Linked DNA regions of Homo sapiens: region 2 is linked to region 1. The links are chromatin loops, found by intact Hi-C in ENCODE. Cell type or tissue: OCI-LY7. All regions are shown on one strand. Links, peaks and the distances in the headings refer to the core of each region. The heading gives the core; the rest is flanking DNA. Region 1 has its middle 50 kb from the start of MIR3144. Region 2 overlaps MAN1A1 (mannosidase alpha class 1A member 1).

What was found. Peaks named below come from ENCODE experiments on the same cell type or tissue, not always from the same donor. Only the 100,000 strongest peaks of a DNase experiment are listed, where the experiment ranks them.
Region 2: a loop joins it to region 1, with 5 times the contacts of the local background. A loop is called at or near these places in 25 of 110 quality-filtered maps.

The regions. Positions count from the first base shown.
Region 1 is chr6:119,955,916-119,974,024 of GRCh38, forward strand. No RefSeq gene overlaps it. Among named protein-coding and RNA genes, the nearest start is that of MIR3144, 50 kb to the right of the region's middle. In OCI-LY7, for the core only: a CTCF peak has its summit at 10,777 (motif pointing left); a DNase peak (open chromatin) is centred at 10,766.
Region 2 is chr6:119,334,393-119,346,563 of GRCh38, forward strand. All of the region lies in intron 2 of MAN1A1 (mannosidase alpha class 1A member 1), which reads right to left. Among named protein-coding and RNA genes, the nearest start is that of MAN1A1, 9.3 kb to the right of the region's middle. In OCI-LY7, for the core only: CTCF peaks have their summits at 8,965, 9,167, 10,154 and 10,356; a DNase peak (open chromatin) is centred at 8,989; H3K4me3 peaks cover 4,850 bases; H3K27ac peaks cover 1,120 bases.

The DNA.
Region 1 (18,109 bases), core at 8,850-13,849:
GTATTTAAGAAGATTTAGATATTTAGATATTAAGAACGTAAATCCTAAGAACAAAAATAACTTGGAGAAAGGGTAAAGTGCTCATATAAAGTGAAGCTCAATTTGAAAAAATAGTTGGAAACAAACAAAAAAACCATAGTAGTAAAGGCAGTCAATATGAAACCTAAGACTCTCAAAAAGTTGGAATGTGAATATAGAAGATGCATTTGTGAAATGTTCCTGAAAAAGAATGTGGAAAGAAGATTAGGTATATGATAAACAGAGAAGAGAGATACTATATTGACAATAACTTTTTCTGAAAGGAGAGACCAGCACAGATGAAACAGATGGGATAATTTAATACATATTGAGTGGAAATATTCTAAACTAAAGAATAAAATGCTATGTATGCAAATTGAAAAGTTTACAACTATATACTAGGAAAAATCAATGTCAAGTCCCAAAATGGAGATTTTACATTACAGTGGACCAAGCAAATATTACATGATACCAACAAAGGCAGAAGAAAAACCCTATCTTTAGACTTCTTCATTATTAGAAGATGTTTTGAAACATGAGATTAAGGAGAGGGATTAAAATTGGCCAGCTAAGAAAACTTCCTATAAATCTATAGTAATTTAAAAATCATGGAAGAAAATCAGCCCCAAAGTCTATTAGCCCATTCACATAAATACATGCATTTAGTAAACAATAAATATGATCTCTCAAATCCCTAGAAAAGATGTCGGAATAACTGATTAACCAAAATGAGTACTAGAAGAAAACAGAATTTATAATTTCGTAAACTTGGATTATGGAAGGATTTGAAGTTACAAATAATTCCACAAGAAACTATAAAAAGCTATATAATCTACTATGTTGAATATAGTAAAACTTCCTAGAAGGTAAAAGAAAATATAAAGAAACAACTAAAAATATAGTACATATGCCAAGCAGAAAGGCAATAATGAAAATTACATATAAATCAATATGTAAAAGACAAATGCTCTAATAGAGAAAGATGAAAGGATATGAACAGTCAGTATACACCTATATTAAGTCAAAACATGTACAAATTTCAATCTAATTGCTAAATATATAAAACTAAAAATTATAGCTTAGGATTTTGTTGACATCAGCAACATGGTGATATAGGAGGCCCTGGGCTTCACTCCCCCACATAGAAAGATCAGCTAGCTACTATCCACGGACAAAAATACTTTGGTGAAAACCCTCAAATGTGGGAAGAAGTCTGAGTGGCCTGCATGTTCCACAGAACTGAATAAAAATTAACATTGAAAGGATGGACAAATGGCCTTGCTTTGACCATATTGCCCCTTCCCCTACCTCAAGTCGGCACAGCACCACAAAGAAGATTCCTTAGGGCCCACAGTTTCTACAGTGGGAAAAGAGGAACAGGAAGGTGGACTTCCAGCTTCCCTAGAATTCCAAGATGCTTCACAGCTTACTCTGTTGTCATCTCACAAAGAATGTAGGAATGCAGGGCTAGACTGCCTAGTGGGGGTGGGGATGGGGCGGTTAGACAGAAACAAAGCAAGAAGGCAGAGCCTATAGTGACCCTTGCACAGATTTTGGTGATAGCTCCTTATCCCTGCCAGCGGTGATGCATGATCACAGGTACCAGCTAACAGCATACCTCCCCAACAAAGCTGAGCTAGCTGTTTCCAGCAGAGGTGGGAAGAGTTAATTGCCTTGCATCCCTAGATGACCAGCTTCCAGGCCCAGCCTCAGACACTAACCTAGAGCCCTGCTCAGGGAAGGAGAAGACCCCACAGTGAACTTTCACAAAAAGAAGGCAGAACACCTAGGCCAATGGAACAGGACAGAAAACCTAAAAATGAACCCACGCATCTATGGTCAATTGATTTTCAACAGAGGAGCTATGAATATACAGAGAGAAAGGATTTTTTTTTTTCAATAAATAGTGTTGGGAAAACTGGATATTCATATGCAAAATAATAAAATTGGACCCTTATCTCACACCATATGCAAAAATCAACTCAAAATGTATTTAAGACTGGAATATGATATCTAAAACTGTAAAACTGTTAGAAGGAAACCTAGGAGAAAATCTACACAACAATGGCCTGGGCAATGAATTTTAGATGTGACCCCAAAAATGCCGGCAACAAAATTAAAAAATAGACAAATGAGATTACATCAAAATTGGAAGCTTCACTACACAGCAAAAGAAACAATTAACAGAGTGAAGCGATAACCTATGGATTTAGGAAAATATAATTGTAAGCCATATATGTCTGATAAGAGATTAAATCCAAAATAAATAAGGAGCTCAAACATCTCTAGAAAAAGAAAACCAATAATCCAATTAAGAAATGACCTGACATAAGAAGAGACCTGAACAGACATTTCTCAAAGAAGAAATATGAATGGCTAACAGATACATGAAAAAATGGTCAATATCACTAATCATTAGAGAGATGCAAATTAAAGCCACAATAAGATATTGCCTCATACCTGTTAGAATGGCTATTATCAAAAAGACAATAAGAAAACAAATGTTGGTGAGGATGTAGAGAAAAGGAAACACTTTACACTGTTAGTGGAAATGTAAATTAATACAGTAATTATGGAAAACAGCATGGAGCTTCCTCAAAAAACTAAAAAAAGAAATTCTATATGATCCTGCAATCCCACTTCTAGATATTTAACCAAAAGATTTGAAATCAGTATGTCAGAGATATCTGCACTCTCATGTTCATTGAAGCAGTATTCACAATAGCTAAGTTATAGATTCAACCTAAGTGTCTGTCAACAGATGAATGGATAAAGAAAATGTGAGGTATATTAACAATGAAAGGTTATTCAGCCTTTAAAAATAGAGAAATTCTATTACTTGGGACAACATGGATGGAATTGGGGAGCATTATCCTAAATGAAATAAGCTGAACACATAAAGACAGATACCACATGTTCTCACTTATATGTGGAATCTAAAACATTTAAATTCACAGAAGCAGAGAGTGGTATGGTAGGAATATTATCAGAGGCTGGGGAAAGAGAGGGGATGGAGAGATAGTATGAGTACAAAGCCTAAATTAGGAGGGATAAGTTTGATTATTTTTTTGAGATCTGTTGCAGAGAGTGATGAATATAGCTAAAATTAGTACTATACATTTTAATATCTCTAAGAGTAAATTAGAAATGTTCTCATCACAAAAAATGTAAAATATTTGAGGTGATTCATATATTAATTGGTTTGATTAAATCATTCCACATGGTATTAAAAATCATAACATCACTTTGTACTCCTTAAATGTCTAAAACTATAATGTAATACATAATTTTAAAAAACAAACAAAAAACACAATAGTTTCCACTTTCTGCCTATATGGAAGTACCCAATGTTTCTGAGGCTTTTTGCCAGTATGAACTTTTATACTTTCTTTGGATCTTTGAATGAGCACAAAATTTTTGGATGATTGGTAGTAAGTGTTATTAGATTTACAAGTACACTTTGGCCCAGTGAATCTAATTCCAGGAATTTGCTTTAAGGAAACATTTTAATAAGAGTACAATGTTACATATTTAAGAATATTTATTGTAGCATTGCTAGAGATAGCAATCTATATAGTTCTATAGTTCTAGTTAAATATACCATGAGATTACCTTCAAGTGAAATATTATCCAACTATTTAAAATGTCAATTTGAATGTATGTTTTTTGATATGGGAAGATGATTACAAGACAACTTTTAATGTAACAAAAAATGTGCAAATCTCTATAAAATTTAACTTCATTTTTGAACAGTATTATATGTGTCTAAATGCATAGAAAAACTTACAAAGTAAAAACAATAGCATTTTCAGTAAGATTTTACTTTTAATTTTTACTTTTATATTTTTTCATATTGCTTCCATATTTTTCTACTGAAATATGCATTTTTTTGAACACGTATTATTTGTACAACCAAAAAATTGAAAGGATTTTCAAAATGTTAAATTATAAGACAAATGTGAATGGATCATAACATTCACATGGGAAAGGTTTTTCCCAAATTTAGGATGTAACTCTAGAATTGAGCAGCAATAGCTGTGACATTTTCAGAAGCTCAGAAATCTGAGCTGGCCCCCAATAAAGAACACCATCTGGCTATGGCTTTGTTAGAGGTTTTCTTTTCGATTACATTTTCTGTCATTTTTGCATAAAAATGCTTCTCTCAGTGCATTTCAAGCACGTGTTTGGAAGGTTCTATGTTGGGTTGCATTCAGCCCATTTAGCCGTATTGTGCAGGCATTTAGTAGTAAGCTTTAGGCACTTAGGCAGGTGTGTTTTTGACTTAAATACTAAAAGAGATGAGGTGATATGAACAGGGCAGGCAGCTTGATTGTCATGACCTAAGGCCTGGAACACATCCCTGGAAACAGACAGAATACTGCTGAACATGAGGAAGTGTCTTTTTTACTCTCTTTCTTTGGCTTGCTGATTGCCTGTGTGAATGTGCAATCAGGTATTTCAATTCCTATTCTGCAGGTCTGGTTTGGCTTTTGTAAGACAGCTTTAAGATATAATATTTTGGCCATATATGTCTGAATTCATTGCTGAGCTAACAATATATAAATGTGGGTTTTTTTTCTTTCGGCATTTGACATTTCGCATTACTCATTAAGAGAACTGATATAAGGCAGAGGTCGTTTATAATAGCAGAAAACAATTTCTGCTATTATAAAGAGCAGAATTTCTGCCAAAATTCTAGTAAGACTGCCACCCATTTTGAAATAGGAAAGCATTCATTTTACAGCACACGAGTAAGTGATGAATATATGCAGGACTTTTCCACACCAAAATGCTTTATGTGGAAGCTGTTACTTTGAAATTCAGCTGCTGTGAGACTTTCCTCCACTTTTTGGATTGAACGAATATGACACACTTTCACAGAATTCACTCTAGGAATGTTAATAGTCTTTCTATGTGACCATTATGTGCTTTCTAATGCTTTTCTGTAACAATGTCATCAGGAACCTCTATTTTCCTACCTTACATATTTCAGTCAGTAGTGCAACAATCTGTTGCTCAAAAGTTGTCATAATAACTTCCTACATTAATATCCTGGTTAAGCATTTATACAAGCATCAATAATTACTATAGCTAAGGCCAAATACTTGCTGATTGACACGATGGTATTTAATTAGAGTCAACTGGGTCAGCAGGGTACTTAATAGCACCAGTTACCCATCATCATCATCCTTATGCTTGGAATGAGAAAAAAAAGTGATTCGAAAGAGAGAAGTAAGGGGTAGTTTAAGGGGAATCTGGCAGAAATCTTAAAAAATACATTTTGAAAAGGAATTTGAAGGCAGCACATTTTGCTCAGATTCGTCATAGTCAAAGAGTCAAAGAGTTTTTATGGAAAACCTTCAAGTGGAATGGGCATTTGTGCGGTGTGGTGTTCTACTTTGCGTTAGATGTTGTGGCCTTTGTAAATCCATTACTGGCATCAAATGGCAGAAAAATGTCTGTCTCACATTGTGTAGAGGAAAAATTATTAGTGAAACATTTTGATATTACTTTAGGGTGCATTTGCAAGAGGAAAGCAAATAATCTTAGTTTTAGCTGTGCTTTATTGAGCAGAGCAGAGGGTGAAATCATTGGCATGGTGGTTTACTGGGCTTACGGGAAAAAGGGAAAATGTGTTGCAGGCGTAGCATAGGCAGTATATTTGTCATCACTCTTTCTTCCTATTTCCCACTAACAACTATTCAGAAGCAAAGATAATAGAAATGGAATTTGGACCTTGAAAGATGACTAACTGTAGAACTCACAGTTTATGTCCAATGGAAATCACAGGACTTGGTAGGCCTGCTTGCAAATTGTAAGGCTACTTCTAAGCATTGTGGAATGAAACAGGCAGGAAAGGTGACACTGGCTACAATTTAAGGTTTTCTCTAGTTATGCCTACACATATGGTGTGGTTGATTCCATGGCAAATTTACAGGTAGTATTTTATTATGATTTTCTAGAATTCATATTTTTTAAATACCTCTTTTTATTCTCCATCCAAACACCTCTTTTTGATTTAGTTGCCCTGCTATTTATGTACAAGAAACAACTGACAAGAGACATGGAAAGCTGTCATTTTGGAGTACAGAAAAGGGATGTTAATAGAATCTTCTTTCCTGTCATTTTATTTGTTTCTTAATTAAATGTGTGTGTATGTGCACATGTGTGTATAGATATATGATTGCTTTGTAATTCAAAGGTAAGAGTGTGAAGGGCAAAAATACTTTTATTCTTCTAGATTTCATCTGGGCATGCGTATTTTTATACAACAAATGCCCACAAAAGTCTAACAAACTTAGTGTCTTAAAACAAAACACGTTTATTATGTCCCGATTCTGTAGGTCTGTAGTCCTGGAATGACAAGACTGGATCCTCTGCCCAGAGTCTCACAAGGCTGAAATTAAACAGCTGGTAAAGCCGTATTCTTTTTTGGAGCTCAGGGTTCTCTTCCACATTCACGTGGGCTTGGCAGAATTTAGTTCCTTGCAGTTGTAGGGTTGTAGGTTCCCACTGTTCTTGTTGGCTGTTGGCCAGGGGCTGCTTTCAGCTCCTAGAAGCCACACAATTCCCTAATCTTTGGCCTCTCCACATCACAGGACTTCTTGTCTTCAAGGCCAACAGGAAAATCTCATTCATGCTTTCAATGGCTCCATTTTTAAAGGTTCCTGTCTGATTAAGTCAGGCCAACCTAGATGATAGTATTTTGATAAAATCAGAATCAAATGGTTTGCTGCCTTACTCTGCAAAATCTCTTTGCCATATAATATGTCGCAATCGTGCCCATTCTCAACAGGAGGAAATTACACAGAATGTGTATACCAGGGGGATGTGAATCTTAGGAGCCACCTTAGAATTCTGCCTATTATAGCATGGTTTTTAAAACTCCACAAAAATCTAGGATGGGAAGACTAGAGAAGGAGCTGTGAGTCTGTATGTCCAGATTTAGTGGATTTTATTAAAATAAATCAACACCAAAAAGAAAGCTTTGGGGTCCAAGTAATTTTTTGACAGGTTGTCAGTGAGAACTGTACAATTCATGAAAACAGACAGAAATTTCAGGATTAGATAGGAAGCAAAAGCAATCAATCAAACAAACAAACAAAATATATTCTAGAGTTGTTTAAAACAATATATTCAATCTACCCTGGCATAAAAAAACCTGCTATATTTTAAAATGGTTATCTTTTTACTTTTTTCATTTTAAACCATCAGACATTATTTGATTAATAACTATAATGACCAGCTTGTTCTCTTTTTAAACATATCATGATAAACTTATCACATGATATCTTGTATTCACAGGGAAGACAAACATTTTAATGATAGTGTTGAAAAGATTAGACATACATACCCAAAAATGACATTGCCCAATTTGTATTTCAAGTAACTTGTCTACACAGAAAAGATGGGAACAGAGGTGGGGTGGGAGCTATATGAAAGGAAGAATTTGCAAATTTAATTGATTTTTTTCTCTTGTTGTATGTAGAGCAAGTTGGCATTCACTTAATAATTATACTTTCTTCTTTCAACAGTAAGTCACCTTGCAGTCCATTATTCTGTAGTTTAAATAATTCCAATTCAATTAAGCTCCCTCTGTAACGCCTGTTGTCCAACTATTTAATAGCTTTCATTTCTTCTCCTCTAAATTTAAGTTTTTCTAGATGACTTTAAAACATTAGAATGTCAGCATTACGGTATAGTCTATTAGACATATGGAAGTTTTGTAATGCATTGATAATTATGAATTGTAGATTACATATGTATTCTTATTGTTAATCTAAAAATGAAAAGGTAGGCCTTGGATAAGAATATGACCACTTAATCTCACTCTTTCATTTTTGAATTTCCACTGGAAATATCTCGAGGCATATAATTGAATACATGTCTAGTAGGAAGGTCATTTCACATACTGTGGAAGAAGTAGCTGAGAAATTACCTTGGAATTATTCACTGCATTAGTGAGAGACTCTTGATGTTAAAGTGGTCTTCTGGGATCTCTTCAAGTCACTGTATTATTCTTTATTTCATGAGATCCTGCTAGATTACTTAATAAACATCATTACTTTTGTGCACTCAAAGATTTATGGAAAATGTTAATGCAGATTCCAAAATTGAGAGATATATTCACAGAGAGTAGCTAATGTACAGATAGTTTATGGTACTACTGAATTGAAACATTCACTAATTCATTTTCTTTTAAAAAAAGCCTACATTGCATGGTTTTTGACATTACTCTACATGGTTATTAGTATGTTTGCATGATGGATATTAGGTTCCATTAAGAAACAATGCTCTGTCTACATTAAAATTTTTTTAAAAAGTAGCAGGAAGCCAGCTTGTGTTTCAAATCAAGAATAAGACACTCAGAAATAAATTTATGTATAAATTATATCGCAAATAAGAGAATAACCATTGGCTGAATGTTTATAATGGTGTGAGGAATGCAGATCTGAAAATAACAGTTTTTTTGGCAAGGTATGAAGTATCCCAATCTAAGTAAGAAAAGAAATCCAAAATGAGTCTAATTGTACTTTGTGTGAGCAGAGATTGACAGACTAGCTTCACCTAGATTCTAAAATGTGATAAATAAAAACCCTTGATGAAAGGCTTAGTCAGGGACTAGTGGAAGAGCCCTGCTGCAGAATTTGAGTTTTAATGACAAATACATAATGTAGAGTTGAATAAAAGGGTTTTTATCTGGCCATGTCTGAATTTAGGAGGCTGTCTTTTTCATGCAAGAGCCAAATTACATTGAAAATGGCCCAGTAAAGCATCTTTGTTGGCAAGGTAAAAAATCCTACAATACATTCCTCTTAAATGATTTTGAGGTGATAGTCACCTTTTAAGGATAAATAGTGTTTGCGTGCAAGGTAAAAAGCGATGGTAAGAGAAAAGACTTCCAGGTGTAGAAACCAAGGATTTTACTTCTCCCAAATGGGAGAAAAATATTTATGATTGTTCTGCAAATAGACACAGAAGTTGCATCTCACTTTTTCATAACACTAACTTGAGGAATATAGAGTAGTTTTTAAGTTTTATGTATATAAACATTAGACTTCTGAAATCATCGTGGACTTATTTAGCCCTTTAATATCTATTGATTGCTTGCATGTAAAAGAAACTATAGCAGATCATTTATTTAAGATAAATTTCAGGTACTTAGATTTAATTTGACATACTTACTTAGAATATAGTTAGGCATACTTAGAACATACTTACTGTGAATATAACACTTACTGGGTTTGTTGACAAAAGAGCTCACAGAATATGTCTCACTCAGTAAACACCAAGATGCTGAAGAGAGTAGAAAATAAAACCAAAAGTGAAATAAATTTGGAAATGTAGTGACGCTGAACTGTGCTTATGAAATATTACATGGAGAACATTTCCATAGAGATACCAATTTTGAAATGCATTGTGTTTTCATTAATTGTTCAATATGTACACTGTAATTTCCTGTTGGTGTGAGTAGTACATAATATGGAATTTTAAATTTCTAAATGCAATTATCAATGACTACTGTATCATATCATGTTATGAAAATGTTATAAGTTCACTTATGATGTACCAATATTCTTCTTATATGTACAGAATGCTGAAAAGCTTCAAAAATAATACGTGTAAAAGAATTGTTTACTTGTTAAAATAAGAGGCAAAGCCATAAACTTGCAATAGATAAGGAGATGATAAATATTAAATAATAATTGGGGGAGCAAAAAAGAGTTTAGATCGGAAGGTGTTTGGCATCCTAAGTGAACAATTTTTCACAAGGGGGTCATTTTTGAAATTCCTTAGCTGCCTTTAGTTCACCCAAGCAGAGAATCTGCATGAATGTGAACTTTGAAACAACATAACATTTTAAAAGTTATATAATAAATTTTTTAAAATTTATTTTACTTAACATTATATTATGAAATGATGCTCTGTAGTTTATATTACTGTACTGTGGATCTTTATTGTAAGGACTTGTGTCTTCTGATTTTTGTATATCCTTACAACTAACAGGAAAATAGCTTGTACATGGTAATGATACGGGAGCAGGGAAGGGAAGTGCTGGGTAGAGAATGGCAGATCCCTGGTGAGGGCTCCATCCCCGGGCCTATGCTCAGGGACCTACATAAGGACAGGCATTTCTGTTTTCTTGCCCAAATGTTGCATTTCCCAAGACCGCCCTGGCCCACCACGCACCCCCATTGTGTGCCTATAAGAACCCCAAGACCCTAGTGGGCACGCACACAAGTGGCTGGACGTCAAGAGGAACACACCAGCGGAAGGAGACACAAGTGGGTGGATATTGAGAGAAATGCACCTCGTAAGAGCACACCGACAGATGCTGGTTGGCAGGCAGGCAATTGACTAGCGGAAGAACGTGGAGTTTGGCTGGGGCCGTGGGAAGAGAGCCCAGCCCTTGAGCAGCCAGACTCCAGGGAAAAACCACCTTCCTATTCCATCTCCTTTCTGGCTCCCTCATCTGCTGAGAGGCACTTCCGCTCAGTAAAACCTTGCATTCATTCCGCAAGCCCATGTGTGATTCGATTCTTCCAGTATACCAACGCAAGAAACCCTGGGATACAGAAAGCCCTCTGTCCTTGTGGTAAGGCAGGGGGTCTAATTGAGCTGACTAACCCAAACAGCCTAAAAAGTGCAAAACTAAAAGAGCGCCCTGTAACACACGCCCTCTGGGGCTCAGGAGCTGTAAACATTCACCCCTAGATGCTACCATGGGGTCTGAGCCCCACACCCTGCTTGTCTGCATGCGCCCCCTAGGGGTTTGAGCAGTGGGGCATTGAAGAAGCCACACCCCCGTCGCATGCCCTGCAAGAAGGACAAGGGAACTTTTTTCCATTTCGTAACATTTAAGTAAACAAATTGATTAAATAAAACGTTGATTTTCATAGTAGGTCCACAGTTATATATTTATTTATTTTATTATTATTATTTTTTTGAGCCAGGGCCTCACTCTGTCACCAGGGTGGCGCGTGGTGCCCAATCTTGGCTCACTGCAGCCTCAAACTCCTGTGCTCAGGTGATCCTCCCACCTCAACCTCCCATGTAGCTGGGACCACAGGCATGTGCCACCACACTAGGCTAATTTTTTGTATACATAGGGTTTTGTCATGTTGCCCAGGCTAGTCTTGAACTCTCCCACCTAGGCCTCCCAACATGCTGGGACTACAGACGTGAGCCACTGTGCCCAGCCAAATGCTACATTTAAAAACAAATACAATTGAGTTGTGGTGGCTCACTCCTGAAATTCCAGAACTTTGGGAGGCAGAAGTGGGCTGATGGCTTGAGGCCAGGAGTTCCAGACCAGCCTGGGCAACATGATGAAACCCCATGTCTACCAAAAGATACAAAAATTAGCCAGGCTTGGTGGTGCGTGGCTGTGGTCCCAGCTACTCAGCAAGAGGATTGCATGAACCTAGGAGGTAAAGGGATCGCATGAACCTAGGAGGTAAAGGGTGCAGTAAGCTGAGATTGCACCACTGCTCTCCAGCCTGGGTAACAGATTGAGACCCTATTTCAAAAACTAAACTAAACAAACAAAAAACAAGTACAAGGCTTTTTGGAGGAATGACTGGGCAGTTAATATACAAGATGAGACTTGAGCATCTTATACTGTCAGAAAGTAAGAAAGTAAAAAGCAGCGAACCAATAATTAGGTGGATATGCTAAAAGAATGCAAGAACTAACAGAAAGAGCTCCAAATGGCCAAAGCTGGAACAATTTCAGCAAAAAATGAGTAGTATTGGGTTAAAGGCCCAAATACAAGATAAATATCCATGAGGTCATATGAATATAGATAAATGATTAAATAAACAAGTAAATGAGAGAGAAGAGACAAATCCCTCTTGCAGAAAAATTTCAAATAGTTTATGTAGATACTTTGCTCTCAGGAAGGGAGTGTATAATTCCTTGATTTTTAAGTGTGGGCTGTACATTGTGACTTCCTTCCAAAAAGTACAGTGTTTGAAAATGAAGAAAAATAAGAGTAATTTTACAGTGCAGGAACTTGACAAACCCAATTTCAGCCAAGTGATTAAGATCAACAACCACGCTGAAAAGTCATGCTGACAGTATGTACCCTTGTTACTATGGGATAAAAATAGTAATTTGCTAATGTAGTCTTTCCTACAAAACCTGTAACCCCAGTCTAATCATGAGTAAAATATCAGACAAATATCAACTGAGAGACATTTTATAAAATGCTTGACCAGTAATCCTCAAAGCTGTCAAGGTCACCGACAATAAAGTCTGAGAAACTGCCACAACCAAGAGAAGTGTAAAGAGGAATGATGACTAAATGTAATAAGGTATCTCAGATGCAATCCTGGAGCAAAAAAAAGACATGATATTGATCTGTGTGGTACATTTGAGGTTTGACTGCAAGAGGGATATTAGGCTCCATTAAAATAAAGCACTCTATCTACCTAAGTAGATGCCTAAGTATGTAGGTAACAACACAGCAACAAGCAAAAATTATATATAGCTAGGATCACTGTATTGCCAAAACCAGGCAAAGATACTTCATACAAAAACTACTGAAACCAATTTCCTTCATAAATATAGATGCAATAATTTGTATTAAAATACTAGCATATCAAAAAAATACAAAAAAGGATAATGTATTATGACCAAGTAATGTTTATTCCAGGAATGCAAAGTTGGTTCAACATTCAAATTTCTAATTCAAAATTCTAGTCAATTTAATTCACCACATCAAAAGACTAAACAAAGTAACATAATCATTTCAATGGAGGCAGAACATATATTGGACAGATTTCAACATTTATCTATAATAAAACCTCTTAACAAAATATGAATAACAATGTATTTTTTAAACTCGATCAAACTAACCTAACCAACATCATACTAAATGCTGAAAGTTGGATACTTTTTCCCAAAGTTCAAAATCCAGGCAATAATGTTCAATCTTATCAGGTGTAGTGAACATTTTACTGTAAGTTCCAGCCAGTGCAATAAGGTAAGGCAAGAAAATAAATAAATTAAATATAGATTGGAGATAACATGATAATGAAGAGTATCTGAAGCAATCTATAATAAAAGGTACTAGAACTAATGTGAGTTTGGTTACATCATATTTTTGTGATTAATGTATAAAAATCTATATTATTTACTGTATATAAATAGAAATTAAAATTGTGTCATTTACAATAAGATTGATAAGAAAGAAATACTTAGAGATGAACATAAACATGTTTAATACTGTACACTGAAACTACAAAATATTGCTAACAGAAAATTAAAGAAAACAAAATAGATATTTCATATTTATGGATTGGAACACTCAAAACTAGTAAGATGCAAATTGTCTTCCAAATTGATCCATAGATTTAAGCCATTCCTAGTAAAAATGCCAGCAGACTATTTTGTTAGAAATAGACAAGCTGAATTTACATGAAAATGCAAATAACCTAACATAGCCAAACCAACTTGGAAAAGAAGAACGTGTTTGGAAGACTTTCACAACCTGACTTCAAGACTAACTGTAACATGCATGATTTTTGTGTAAAGATAGACGTACACATCAATGAAATAGAATAAAGTTCAGGAAAAAGGCCAACAAACAAATGGTAATTGATTTTGGACAAAATGCCATGGTGATATACTAGGAAAAAGGTAGTCTTTTCCGCTGGGCGCAGTGGCTCACGCCTGTAATCCCAGCATTTTGGGAGGCCGAGGCGGGTGGATCACAAGGTCACAAGATCGAGACCATCCTGACTAACACGGTGAAATCCCGTCTTTAGTAGGGGTGCAAGGGATTATCTGGGCATGGTGGTGGGCACCTGTGGTCCCAGCTCCTTGGGAGGCTGAGGCAGGAGAATGGCCTGAACCCAGGAGGCAGAGCTTGTGGTGAGCTGAGATCATGCCACTACACTCCAACCTGGGCGACAGAGTGAGACTCTGTCTCAAAAAAAAAAAAAAAAAAAAAAAAAGTAGTCTTTTCAAGAAATGATGCTATAATACTTGAAACTCTGTTTATGATAAAAACAATTTTTTCACTTTTACCTCACTCCATATATAAAAGTCATCTTGAAATGAATCAGAGATGTAAATATAAGAGCTAATATTACAAAATTTCTTGGGGAAAAAACGAGCAAATCGTTGTGATTTTGTTTGAGGGAATGATTTTTTAATATACGGCACAGAAACATAAACCATAAACAAAAATAGTTAAATTGAAAGTCATTGAACTTAAAAAAAACTTTTCTTCTAAAGTCATGGCTAGAATAATGAACCTGTAATCACAGACTGGAAAAATATACTTGCATCACATTTATTTTATGAAGTACTTGTATCTGAAATATAAAGTGTATGGTAACTTATTAAGAAAAAGACAATGCAATTAAAAAGTCAGTATATTTAAACAGACTCTTCGTAAGAGATTATCAAGTGGAAAATCAGTAGATAAAAATGTGCTTAGCATCATTATTCACTGAGGAAATGTAAATAAGTCACACTGAGGTAACATAGATCCCTACTATACTAACCCAGTTTAAAAGACTGACAAGAATAGGTGTTAGTGAGATAGTGGGACAAGTGGAACTCTGAAATATTCCTCATATAAATGCAAAATGGTTCAGCTACTTTGGAAATAGGTTGGCAGGTTCCTATAGAGCTAACCAGACACTTTTCATATAATCTAGTCAATCTACTCTTGGTTATTATATTCAAGGAGACAGAAAACATATCCACACAAAGACTGAAACTGCATGAATTTTTATAGCAGTTTTATCCATAATATCAAAAACCTGGACACAACTGAAATGCCCATCAACTGATAAATGCAGAAATATTTACTGTATAGTGGGCATACAGTAAATAGAGATGCCAGGCTGTGTATTACAATTTCATTATTCTAACCATGACTTTAGAAGAAAAGTTTTTTTTTAAGTTGAATGAGTTCCAATTTATCTATTTCTGTTTATGGTTTGTGCTTCTGTTCCCTATATAAAAATATACCAAAATATATATGATAAAAAACTGGTATTCAGAAGGAACAAATTACTGATACACATGACAGCATGGATGAATCTCAAAAACTTTATGCTAAGTAAAATAATCCAATAATAATAGACTATATACTGTATGAGTCCAATTATATGAAATTTTAGAAAGGGTAAACCATTAAAACAGAAAGGAAATCAGTTGTTGCCAGGGTCCAGGGTTAATGGGTAAGGGATTGATGCAAATAGATGTAAGGAATATTCTGGAGGTCAGAGCATTTTAATATTTTTATTTGTCAAAATTTTTACAATTGATTCTTCAAGTAAGTAAATTATATGGAAACTATACCTCCTTAAACTGTCTAAAGTATAATTGAGACACCCACATGCAAGAAACTGAATGTACACATAGAACTCCCATTTTTCACAAAAAATAATTTAAAATGAATCATAGACCTAAATATATAATGAAAAATTAAAAACTAGAAAATCTAGATGATTTGAGTATAGCAATGGCTTTTTGAATGCAATATCAAAGATATGATTTATGAGATAAATAATGGATAATTTGGGCTTCAGTAAAATTAAAAAATTCTGCTCTTCAAAAGACAGTCAAAGGAATGAGAAGACAAGCCAGAGACTGAGGAAAAATATTTGCAAAAAATATATCTGATAAAACACTGTTATCCAAAATAGGCAAAGAGCTCTTAAAGCTCAACAGTATCAAAACAAACTATTAATACCTGATTTAAAAATGAGCAAAAAATTTGAACAGACACCTCATCAAAGATGACTTAGAGATGACAAATAAGCATATGAATAGACGTTCAACATCACATTTTATTAGGAAATTCCAAATTAAAGCAACAATAAGATGCTACTGCCTACCTATTAGAATGATCAAAATTGAAAACACTGAGGAGAACAAATGCTGACAAGGATGTAGGGCAACAAGAAGTCTCATTTACTGCTGTTGGAAATCCAAAATGATACAGCCACTTCGGAAGAGAGATCGGCAGTTTCTTACAAGACTAAACATAGTCTTAACATATGATCTAGCAATCATGATCCCTGGTATTTACCCAAAGGAGTTGAAAATTTGTGTTCACACAAAAACCTGCACATGGATATTTACAGGAGCTTTGTTCATAATTGCCAAAGCTTGAAAGCAACCAAGATGTCCTTCAGTAGGTGAATGAATAAATACACTGTGTTACATCCTGAAAAGGAAATAGTATTCAGTAATAATATTACTAAAAAGCAATGAGCTATGAAGCAATGAAAAGACATGGAGGAGCCTTAAATGCATATAACTAAGCAAAAGAAGGTAATATGAAATACCTACATATTGTATGATTCCAACTATATAACATTCTGGAAAATGCAAAACGACAGATACAATAAAAAGATCAGTGGTTACTAGGGATTAGGGGTGATGGACGGATGAATAGGTGGAGCACATAATTTTTTTATGGCCATGAAACTATTCTGTATATTATAATTATGGATCCATGTCATTATGCATTTTTCAAAACTCATAAATTGTATAACACCAAAAATAAGCCCTAATGTAAACTATGGATTTTGGGTAACAACATGTTCATGTAGGCTCATCAGTTGTAACATATGTACCACTCTGGTGGTGGATGTTGATAGCCAGGGAGGTTAAATATGTGTGGGAACAGGGAGTGTATGGGAATTTTCTATACTGTCTACTTAATTTTTCTATGTAATAAAAACTGCTCTAAAAATAAAGTCTATTAAGATAAGAAAATATATAATTGATTAAAAAAACTAGCAAAGTAACTTAGGCTTTATAATATTTGTGGAAGTAAAATATATGTCAATGATATCAAGAATGATACAAAGTGAGAGATGAAAATGAGAGATGTACCCTCATAAGGGTCCTTCAGTATGTATGAAGTAATATAATGTTACTTTAGGGCAGACTGTGATAGTTAAAGATGTATTTTAAATACCAAATAGTAGAGAAAAAAATGAAATATATAGCATAGGCAGTTAATCTATGAAAACTTAGTAAAAGAGGAAAAGAGAAAAAAACTACAGCAGAAATTGAGATCAAATGGCAAGATTGTAGATTCAATGCAAACACATGCACACACACAAACACACATATTAACATATGTATGTGTGTGTGTGTATATATATGCATATATACAGAAGTATAAAGGGCTAGGTAAAATATTTTAGAACCCAAAACACTAACCATAAAAAAGGTAATATAGATTTCATTAAAATTAAAATCTCTATTTTTTAAAAGGAAAGGACATGAACAGACATTTTTCAAAAGAAGACATACACGAGGCCAACAATCATATGAAAAAATCCTCAACATCATTGATCATTAGAGAAATGCAAATCAAAACCACAATGAGATATATCTCACACTAGTCAGAATGGCTGTTATTAAAAAGTCAAAAATAATTGATGCTGGTGAGATTGCAGAGAAAAAGAAACACTTATATACTGTTGGCAAGAGTGGAGATTAGTTCAACTATTGTGGAAGACGATGTGGCCATTCCTCAAACACCTAAAGATAGAAATACCATTTGATTCAGCAATCCCATTACTGGGTATATACCCAAAGGAATATAAATCATTCTATTATAAAGACACGTGCATGTGTATGTTCACTGAAGCACTATTCACAATAGCAAAGACATGGAATCAACCTAAATGCCCATCAATGATAGATTGGATAAACAAAGTGTTGTACATATACACCGTGGAATACTATGCAGCCACAAAAAGAATGAGATCATGTCTGCTGGGACATGGATGGACCTAGAGGCTATTACACTTAGCAAACTAACACAGGAACAGAAAACCAAATACTGCATCTTCTCACTTGTAAGTGGGAGCTAAATGATGAGAACACATGGACACGTAGGAACAACAGAAACTGGGGCCTATAGGAGGGTGGAGGGTGAAAGGAGGAAGAGGATCAGGAAAAATAACTAATAGGTAATAGGCTTAATACCTGGGTGATGAAATAATCTGTCCAACAAAACCCCATGACACACATTTACCTATGTAACAAACCTGCACAGATACCCCTGTATATTTTATTTTAAGATAACTTAAAAAAAAAGTTAAAA
Region 2 (12,171 bases), core at 7,160-12,159, 620 kb before region 1:
ATCATAGATTAAAAGCTTTCTATTGTTTTAGGTTGAATCATAAGAACTTAAGTGTACCTCGTATGTTAAGACTAAAACAGCCAAAATGTTCTTCTGAAAATCTTTAAGAGTATAATGTTCCAATAAAAGGAAGTAAACTTTTAGAACATTAGTTGGTGTTCTGTTTCCAAATCTAATCCTCCAGGCATAAACTACATTTAAGGAGCAGATTAAAACCACCCAAGAACAAATTATTAATTCAGTTTTCCATTTCACTCTTGAATTCTTGTCTTAAATGCACTAGGAATCTCTGCTGCCAATGTAGTTAAAGCTGCAGCAGCTCTAATAATCAACGGATATTATCACAAAGGGTGGATACATCCTAAAATGAAAGCACCATATGCCTAATTATTGAGCTAAATTTACACATGTAGTTATCTCTGAATGAAACATTTTCAGCTTTTCAGCTCACAAAAATTATTTCTTTCTATGCCCTGAAGGTATTTCTCCAGATTTCTTTATCCCTGGCTTTCTTTCCTCCCCACATATCTGAGTGTTGTGTGACAGCAGGCCCAGAAGTCAGAAGTAACTGGACACTGATGAATGAATGAGGAACCACTCCATTCAACACCCTCTCTATGGTTTTCCTGAGGATGAGCATCCCTTCTGTGTAATAACAATTCTAACAAGGCAAAATAATGCTTACTTTCCTGCCATAGGAAGTGAGAAATTTGGCAACAACAACTAAAAGGGGAGGCAACAATAGAAAATAGAAGCTATTGGTCAATACAGCAATACTGCAGCCAAAACATACTTTTCTTTCCTGGAAATGACTTTCTGAATCCAATTTACCTACCAACCCCTTTCCTTATCACTCCTACCAATTCCTAGCTGCTAGTAAGTACATACTATGTATTGAATAATGAATGATACATGCCAGGCATTGCGCTGAGAGATTCACATACATTTTCTATTTTAATTCTTACAACAACTCTGAAAAAGAGGAATTATTAACTCCATTTCAAAGGCGTGGAAAGGGAGGACAGAAGTGTTTCTACTCTGCCATACTGCCTCACATTTATAAAACATTTTGTTGATATACTTAATCTGGGTTACATTTAGGATGAATTGCCTTTTATTGTCAAATTCTGGGCCACGGACCTATGAGATAAAAAAGGTGTCCCCACTTCTAGGGTGTCTGAAATCTACTTGAAAGATAACATATATGCACACAAAATCAGTGACACACAGGCCAAAGATAGAAATAATCAATAACATGGGAATTTGGAGAAGGGAGAAATCAGTGAAGGTTGAGAGTGTAGAGAGGGCTTCATGAGGACATGGATTTTGAGCAAGTGAGAAGACTCTCCTTTTGAGAACCATAAAGTAAACAAGGTGAAATCCTAAACGACATGTGTTCTGGAGATAGTAACTATGTAAGTTTTGTGGAAGCACAGTCCTTCCTGGGAAGTAACAGAGATACAACTCAACAAATAAACTGATGCAGATTTACAGAAGACTACGGATGCCAAGCTAAACATTTGTGACTTCACTGTGACTTCATTCTAGAGCAAAATGTTTTTCTAGCTGAAGTCACTGGACCAGAAGCATCAGTATCACCTAGCAACATGCTAAAAATGCAAATTCTGGGGCCCACCCAGGCCTACTGAATCAGAAACTCCAGGCTTTCAAAATTTTTTTATTATTATTTTTTTTGAGACAGAGTCTCACTCTGTCACCCAGGCTGGAGTGCAGTGGCACAATCTCGGTTCACTGCAACCTCCGCCTCCTGGGTTCAAGTGATTCTTCTGCCTCAGCCTCCCGAGTAGCTGGGACTACAGGCTCACGCCACCACACCTGGCTAGTTTTTGTATTTTTCGTAGAGACAGGGTTTTACCACGTTGGCCAGGCTGGTCTTGAATTCCTGGCCTCAAGTGATCCTCCCTTCGGCCTCCCAAAGTGCTGGGATTACAGGTGTGAGCCACTGCGCCCGGCACCAGCAATCTGTTTTAACATGCCCTCCAGGTGATTCTGATGCATGTTGAAGTCTGAATCATTACTTTATAGGAAATGGAGGACCATTAAAACCTGAGTTGGGCAATACGAGAGAAGTGATGTTTTAGGAATATTAATAGTCATCTGTAGAATAAACTGCAAAAGGGACCACTGACAAATGCATAAAATTCATTGAGCCTCTACCATGCAATTATTTATATGACACAGCACTTTTCAGGAGAAACAATATGAAATTGGGAAATAGAAAACCAAGCTTCTTTCTCTTTCTCAAAATATCACACCTTCTTAGGGAGGAACATGTTTATGTAATTCTGATTTCTCTAGTGGAAAATAATAGCTAACCTATGACTTTTCATTTTAGTGTGGTACTGTAAGCATTACTCATTAAGACACCTTTATCTCTCAAAAAATTTTGCCAAAATGGAAACAAAACAAAACCAACTCTAGGTATATCCTGTATAAAATTGAAATACAAGAAAAATGGCAACCCTTATTAAATACTGTCCAGTATTCTAGGTAATAAAGAAAATAAATGAAGACTCTACCTACTTTAAAAATAACATATCTAAAAAAAAAATACTGGCTGTAGATATAAACACTTTTCAATAAAATAACAGAATCTTTATATTCGAGTGTTGACCTTTAAAGGAATCTCACAATCATCTACATTTATTTCAGCAGTGTTGTATTTGGTCAAAAGACTTTTTTTTGTTTTTGGCACCACTTTCACCAGTTTACAGTCATATAAGAAAATGAATGCAGTTTTCATTTTATAAATCATTCTGGAAAACAACTTGAAAACTGGAAAAGGCATTTCCTATATTCATTAGTCTCTTTATTCACTAGGTCTGATTCTAAATGACTTCTGACTGTTGTAAAAAAAAAAAATCAAAAAGACAAAGACTTGTAGCCCATGAGTATATACATTAGAAAGGACTTCAAAGATGAGCGGACACCACTTCTGGAATACCAGATTACTTAGCGCGAAATCACACTTAACCTGAGTAACTCCTGTAGGCATGTTTATTTCAAAGAGCATATTCATTCAACAAATACATACTGGGCCCTATTATGGGCAGGGCCCAGAGCTAACTGATCTGTTGGACACATGGATGAATAGGGGAAGCTCTTTCTCCTGCCCTCAATATGATAGTTCTGGAAGGGACGGACGACTGCAAAGAGCCAATGTCATAGAAATTCTGTATTCTTGGGAGTTAGGGAAAACAGAAGTACTTCCAACCCTACACTGTGGCTTTATCTTATTACTGATGGAATACTTAATAAATCATCATTTTTATTCACCCTAACTGCTAAAGCAGCTTTCAACAGTAGTTAATAAATCACCTTCATTTTCTATTCTCCTCAACCACCCCACCTTTAAAGCTACTGAGTTCTTCATTACACATTCTATGTTAAGTAACCACAGGAGGATTAAATAATGAAGACTAACCAAAATGCTTAATATGAGTGAATGTATACAATGCATTAGATATATGCCAATTATAAAATACGTTTTTTACTACATAAAGTTCATTTTATACTTCCTAATAAGAATGCCTTATAAAATTGCTGACTTGGGCTAATAACTCCTTAAATCACAATATGGACTTCTCAGGCATTTCTAATTATGAGCTGAAAACCTGTAGTTGGCTAGATAAAACATTCAACACTGCTAGTTGACTAAAAAAAAAAAAAAAGTCTCCAAAAATAGCACTGTAAATATTCTAAAATTACTATCATGTCTAACCACAATTTATAAAAATAATATAGTACATTTATGTCAATCGTTATTCATCACGTTAACACAGTGTTATAGCCAAATTTAAATAGTTCTGGCGCTTGGCAGACTTTTATGAACCAAGGTCAGAATATAAATACATTTTGAAATATGCAGCTCTTCACTATCTTAAAAAACATGACTAAAAACATTTGAAGGATTTAGGGTGGAAAAAAAAAAGCCCAAACTTCACACACAAAATATCATGCTTTTCTTTAAAAATAAAATATCTTTGACAAAATGCATATTTATCCTATTTACAACACTGAAGGCCTCTCACATACAAAAGATTAGCCTGCCTCTTCACACATAAGAACAAATATTTCTAGGAAATCTCATGATTTCCTTTTGGTTAATTTTTCTTCTTTAAGAATTCAGCTGTGTAAGACTTGCCATTTTCTGGCATCATTAAAATCACTTCTGAAATTCTATTTGGACTACTTTTGATCTTCAACTATTAGAAAAGCATCCTGATTCATTCCAAAAGGAGAAAGATCCTTCCGCAGATCTCCAGAGAGGTCAATACCTTCCTCAAGTATCTGAGGCAAAATCCCAACTGTCACTTAAAAATGAAGATGCGCTGGTAAAGCTGGCTAGGTCTCAGCTGAAGGATGTGGGCTGTCCCAAGTGCCTGGTAAGAGCTCCTATCAATAAAGGATATTTTATTCTAAGTGTGCAATCTAGGGGAAAAATTTTTTTTCTTGCAACTTTGCTTTATAAAATCCTAACTCTCGCCTTCAGGACTTTGCCTCCCACAGGAGTCCACGTTCATTGAGCCGGCTTGCCAGATCCATCTCCCCTGGTGGATTTCACTCCTTAGGCCTCCAAGCTCTGCCATCTTCTCTATCTTCCTCCTTTCAAAATTTCCTTGTTCTATCTATACAACTCACAAGGAAGAAATGCAAATGATCAACACAGGAGAAAGTGTTGATCAAAGAAAAGCAAACTGAAAATGCCATATACTGCTTCATCACTTATGAAATTCACAAAGAATCAACAGACTCCATTCATTATATGACACATGGGAGTATAAATGGTTTCTGGAAAGTTATCCCTCAAAATGTACTATCTGTTGGCCAATTTATTTCCCCTCTTAAGAATTTAAGAGAAAATCCCACTTACCAGGGTGTGTGCAATAAAAAGTGAGACACAAATTTACTGGACAAAGCTGTCTGTCTCAGCATTTTTAATAAAAACAAAAAAGTGGAAATAATCTAAATGTTCAGGTCCAAGGGACTGGTTAAATAAAGTATCATGTTTTGACATGGATATACTGTGCCAACATAAAATGACACTTGCAAAGAAAATGAAAAACAAAAAGTATATATAGTGTGGTTATAACCCGGCGTCGGGGGGTGGGAACGAACTTACATATTGGGGTTAGGGAGGAGCATCATTGACACTACTTAGTGACTGATAAAACTATGAAGGATTTGTTTTTTTTTTTCTACTCTAGTGTGCTTTCAAATTTTTCTTTCCCAAGCAGACATGAGTTTATAAAGCGAAATAAGACAATGGAAGATACTTGCTTCAACAAACCTATTCTATCCTTTGATAAGACAAATCTCAAAGTATAATATTAATAATTCTGCTGAGCAACTTTATCCATCTATTTCTAAAGCAAGCCTTTAAGAATCAATAAATGGACACGCATGGTGGCTCATGCCTATAATCCCAGCACTTTGGGAGGCCAAGGTGGGTGGATCACTTGAGATCAGGAATTTGAGACTAGCCTGGCCAATGTGGGGAAACCTTGCCTCTACCAAAAATACAAAAATTAGCCAAGCATGGTGGCAGGTGTCTGTAATCCCAGCTACTCAGGAGGCTGAGGCAGGAGAATCGCCTGAACCTAGGAGGCGGAGGTTGCAGCAAGACAAGATTGCACCACTGCACTCCAGCCTTGGCAACAGAGCAAGACTCCATCTCAAAAACAAAAACAAAACAAAAACAGTAAAAAGGAAACACTGGTGGTGAATTTCTGGCAGCTGGGAATGAGATTTTGAGACTGGGTAGATACCCCTGAGCTTCCCTAATCATTCCACAGGTCTGTTCTCTTGTCTTATGCCCCGACAGAGAGAGATACAGTGAGGAAACACACTCCCCTTTTAGTACATAGCTCCAGCATGTATTCCCGTGAAAGAGGAACTAGGGACAGACAATCATGACCTAAACATCAGCTCAGGAAGCTGGACATGCCACCCCCAGTGTAGGCTAGGATCCCTGGCCTCCTGTCCTATTTCTGAGATCATCCTGTCACTTAGAAGAATTGAGTGTTCTGAAGGGACCTTGAGAAGACCATTTAATGAGGAAGGATTTGGCAGAAATGGAGACACTAGCAATAGCTTGTAGTCTATGGATGGCTTGAGTTCACGTCTTGGCCATAGTCATTCACAGGCCTTCGGACACCAATTACTGCCACCCCCTTTCTCATAAACTCCTAGCACAGACAAACAGGCACCAGCAACAAAGGTTGTTTCAGAGGGTAGCAATGCTGTGTTATTAAACCACCCTTTCAGAACTTGGTGTCCTTCATCAGGTTTTTATCCCCTCATCTCCATGCCCTCTCTCATACTAAGTTGCTAATACTAAACACTCCCACACAAGACAGGACGATCTAATTAGTGACCCACATAAAAACATGAACAATGCAAATGAAAAGTTAATATAATATGTTCTGAGTGTCACTTGAATGAACGATGTAGAGCAAGAGTGATGAGAAAGCAGCAGAGCAAATCAGGAACTGGGCTTTTGATAAACTTAAGAGCCAGGGAGATGAGCAGACTGAGAAACACGAGCGAGAAGGAGTCATTCTAGTCACAAAAGTCAAGTAAACAGGAAGGATACGTGTACTTTTCAATTTTATTATCTCTGTTCTGGATTATCTGCAGGACTGCTCAGCTCTAAAGTACCTAAAGCAACTACCAGAGTATTCATGACAGAAATGAGGGCTGTGACTTTTAAATGCTCTTAAGCCTTAATCTCATTTGGTTTTTTTTCAAGTACCTAATGATCACAGAAGTCTTTATCAAAACTCAGTGGGGGCGGGGCACTGCTGCCACATTCTCCGGAGCAAAGGAATTAGCCAGTATTGCTTTCTTAGGCAATCCCCTACCCAGCAAAGACGTCCCACCTCCCTCTAGGATGGTCTCAGTGGGGCTTCTGGCAGTTGGCCTGCCATTTAGGGCTGAGGAGGAGGGAGGGCCTGGTCAGCCAGTCACCAAAGCACACGTTCTCATTAGAGTCAAGATTATCCCAGGTGGAGTGGGGCCTGGTTCTCAGTACTTCTCAACACCTAAGAAGCAATTCTCAGCTATTGTTTGTACACTGGGGGAATCTCAGGAAGTCACAGCTCACAGGCCTTATTTCTCATGTGTAAAATGAGTAGTGGGTCTGGAATCCTAATAAATCTAAATTCAATGTGAAGGTCTCAAAAAGACCAAACTCTCTGAGCTACAAAATAAAACTGATTTATGCTAACTTTGACTACTAAGTGATGGACTGAGCTCTGATTATAGAATTTATCATAATTATATAATTTTTGCCAAGCCTAAAATAATAATTCTCACTTCTTAAAAACATTCCTCCAAGATGAAACAGATTGAAATTCACTTTACTCGATCTCTCTCTCTATTTAGAAGAATAACTTCAATACTTAAGATAGATAACTCAGCCAAGGCATGGTGGCTCACACCTGTAATCCCAACACTTTGGGGTGCCGAGGTGGGAGGACTGCTTCAGCTCAGGACTTTGAAACCAGCCCGGGAAATATAGTGAGACCCGATCTGCATTGTGTAAATAAAAAAATTATTTATTAGAAAAAAGAGAAATTAAGATAACTCGACTGTGACTACTCTGAAAGATGGTATCTGCGGGAATAGGCATATTTGACTATGAGAAAGAGACAAATTAATTCTTTAACATATATTCTGAAGAAGCTGAAGATGTATATGCAGTAAGTATATCATTCTAAAGATACTTAAGTTTTTTTGGAATTTGGTAAAAATCAAAGAAAATCAGAGTTGACCGTAGCAAAATAAAATTATAGGTATGGAAGATCTTTTTGATGAACTGGAAATGTATCCCTTTAAGCACTAAAACTCAATTTTAACTATTTTTGATACCCTTTTGAAACTTCATTATCCACTTTCCTGAGTTATTAAACAGCATATGGATCAATGCAATCTTGGCTTGATGGCTTTAGGTGGTGACCAGTAACAGCAATAATCACAAGCAGCATTTGTTGTGTGCCCACTTCATGTCTGATACCATTCTAAGTGCTTTACTATCACATTTAAGCCTCAGGATCCAACAAAGTGGGTACTATTAACCTCATTTTACAAATGAGGAAACTAAAGTTCTGAGAGATTAAGTAATTTGCAGACGGTCACAAAGCAAGAGAATGGTAGAGGCCAGATTCAGACCCACGTTATCTGAGTCCAGATCCACCCTTCTAACCACTACATTGCTTCAAATGGATGGATCAGAGACAGGTAAGTGCATCCCAAAAGAGAATCGCCAGAACCTACTTGGGTGGAGAGAATTGCCCATAGATTGGTGTGATTTTTACATGTCTACTTTTAAAACAATCATCCTTTAGGTTAGCTGTCATTCTTCTATTATCCATGGTGCAATATCAGAAGAGCACACACATTTATAATTTTAAAGCAGCCCTTCTAGTCATCACATGTCCCTTCTCTGGGTGATCCCCTTTCACCCTTTGTATATACAGTAACTCACTCTCTTCTTCTCTCCCTTCCTTCTTCTTCCCCACTTTTCCTCATAAAGAATGTTTAACTGAATGATTACAAATGCCTGTGCTTCTTGGAGAGATCTTTATAAAGAAAACAAGATGTCCTATCAAGCTTTCCCCGGGTGTCTTTACAAAGAAGAAGATTTCTAAACCATGCCACTGGTAAGATTTTTAAAAATTACTATAATTGACTTAAAAACTACTTTGATCCATCGTTGGCTGAAAAAAAAAAAAAGAAAAACCACCAACTTAGTATAAGGTCAAATTTATAATAATGCAGAATTGTATGTTTTCTGTACTCTCTATTAGGGTCTGCAAATAGTAAGCACGGATAATTTATACAATTCTTTGGGGTTTTATTTAGGAGACAAACCATGTGGGAGACAATGCGCAACACTCACAGAAGACTGGGGCTTCCCTCTGCAACTCAACTCTGCCACTAGCTGGTGATGTGATTTCCAGAATGATCTTTGTGTCTTGGTTGCCTCTACTGTAAAATGAATGAGCTACCTCTCAGATCTCATTCAGATGCAATACCTTACGACTCGGAGCATACACTTAGTTTTAAAATCTGAGATTTAAAGTTATCATGGCATAATTTGCAGAGTTTGTGTAAAGGGCCTTTTAACAGATTGAGAGGTTGGGGGTGGGGATAAGATATAGTTCAATCACTGAACACCAAGCAAGGAACTAGGCTAAGAATACTGAGGGAAAAGTCAAGACTTATTTCCTCAAAGAGGGAATCTCTTCCCTAAACTACCAAACAGGTATCTTGTTTATTATTTTCGTCTACTTGGCGGGGAGGTTGTTTTGCCACTCGTTTCACAGTATCTCTGGAGCCCACAGTGGCTGTTCCTATTTTGACTAATCAAACCCTTCTTTGACCAACATACACAAGATTATAAAGAAAGAAATTTAAAAGACCACAGGTGCTTGACTGGGTTAGGAGGTATAACCAGGTTCCAGTGCAATTCTGATCTACCCTGTGTATTCAGCCCTCATCCCTCACACGGATCTGCAGGCATTCCTCCCCTCTGACCTTCGGACACATGCTTAAAATTCTCTTCAATGAAAAATTTGTACCACCACAGCTTATGAAATAATCTGATTCAAATATGTAAGTTCTTCAATGAATTCCAACCAATTCAGATCTCATACAAATGCATTTTGTGTAATACTAAGATAAATTTTTCAAGATGGTTTAGTTCATTAGCTCACCTAAGAAGTACAGATAGATGCATTTGTTTGAAAATATTTTTTAAAACCTCTTTTCACACTTTTAACTAGTTTCTAAGTCCCATATACATAAGAAGCTCCTTTATATGAATCCCAGTTGCCTTGATAAGAGGAAGACAGAATATTCTAGGAGAAACTATCAACAGCTTACAGAAAATGAAGCTGAACATAATTAACTACCCATTACTGTATATATGTATTTTTTTGCTTTTGTATATTAACAGTCAGCACCTACTCCAGTACTTAAACTGTTGAAAACTAACCTACTTGTTAAGGAGAGAAAAACCTTCACAAACACTCCATGTCCTCCCTGCTCTGGGGAAGGGCCTCTGGGTGGAGCAATCCCACACTAGCCTATGTTCAGTAGGGAATGTGTCACGGCACAGTGGCACAGGCAAGCAACCTAAGGATGTTGAAGCTTCTTGGGTCAGGTCTCCAAATCATGGCTTTTATTATTTTGTAAATATTATTTTCCACCCCAGAACTACCCATAAAAATAAACTGGAAAGTTAAGTGTCAAAATAAAAGTGTTTTGTTTTAACCTGCCAAGGCAGATTATTCTCACATCTGATCTTTACCAAAAGGGTATAAACTGTCAATAGTTAATATAAATTATAGGCTATATGCCTAAGGCTAGCATAAAGTATAATAAATGTGAATTTTAACTACTAGCCATCAATATGAAAATGTTCTTTAAATTCATGATTACACAAATAGGTCTGGAATAAAATACTAAAGTCTTGTTTTAGAACTGAGAGAAGAAAACTGTGACCCCACAGGTGCAGGGTCCTAAAGCCTTACATGACAAATCTAAGGCTGCCAGTCTGCACATACCCCTAACCCCCACTTAGGTTGGTGAGGATTCCAGCCTGAGAAGAAAGGAGTCCCCTCTGACAACCTGACTGTCTTTAGCCCCAGCCCCTATTACTCAGGTCTCCCCTTAATTTCAGAAAAACGAAAAAAAAAGTCATCCTCCAAATTGGATTAAGGTTCTAATCCTAAAGGACAGCACAGGCTAATTGAGAAAATGGGAGAGGTTGAGGGGGGGGCGGAGCGGGGGAGAAGGGAAGCTAAAAATGATTTCTGATTAAAAAAAAAAGTAAATGGACTATTTTTCTAAAACTTCCATGCTGCTATTTTAACTTTTGTGCTTCATTATTCTAACACTGCTTTTTAAAGCTAAGGACAACCTGAGTACAATTTTAAGATCAAACTCATGAAAATAAATATACACTATGTATGTATCATAAATCTCAGAGAAATCCCAGGGTTAATTTACAAAATTTTAACAGAGGTGAAGGGAGGAAGATCTTAATTCTATTTTGAAGTTTTACATCAAAGATTCATCATCCATCAAATCAGTAGTGGAAAGCATTTAACATTTTTTGTGAAGCATTCTGTACAATGACCTATTTGAAATTAACAGAGTATCTCCCCTAAGACACGAAGTTGTTAAAAATCTACTGCAGTACTAGTAACATAAATGTGCCATAGATATAAAAAATAGTATTGACTGACTTTGAACCAAGTACAAAATAACAGGTTGACTCAAATTACAATCCAGTCTTCCAACATGTTAGACTTGAGTGCACTTTCTAAATTTTAACTATAAGTGTTGGTGCATTCAGGTGTGATAGAGAACCTAAGTATAAAGAGAATTAGAAAATACAGGAACAGGTCAGGCATGGTGGCTCATACCTGTAATCCCAGCACTTTGAGAGGCCAGGCAGGTCGATCACTTGAGGTCAAGTTCGTGACCAGCCTGGCCAACATGGTGAAACCCCGTCTCTACTAAAAATACAAAAATTAGCTGGGTGTGGTGGCACGTGCCTGTAATCCCAGCTACTTGGGAGGCTGAGGCAGGAGAATTGCTTGAACCCAGGAGGCAGAGGTTGGAGTGAGCTGAGATCACCCCACTGCACTCCAGCCTGGGCAACAGAGCCAGACTCTGTCTCCAAAAAGAAAGAAAAGAAAACACAATGGTAAAGAAAAAAACTAAGGCAAAGATCTACTGGTTGATAACAAAATGTCCACAGTGGTGCCTGAAACTGAATCCAAATACGTAAAGTTAAAGTCCAGTGCCCTATTTACAATGGGCAACCACTCTTGCCTCTCTAAAGCCAAATATTTACAGCACAGTTTTTAGAACAGCATCATAATTTCTTTTTTTTTTCTTTTGGTTTACAAAGGAATATATCTGCCTGAACTAATCTGATGGAAAATCATAATCCATTTCTTCCCATTAGCCTTTGACTAAACACTAAAGCTAATTATGCTGGCTCTTTTGGGTTCTCACAGCAACAAGGAATTTTAAAGAACACATTTAGTTCCACTGCTTTATGCAAGACTGAGCGGTTTCAAAACATCTAGGTGCTAAGATGTTAGACAGAGACTACGTAAATCTCGTTTACAC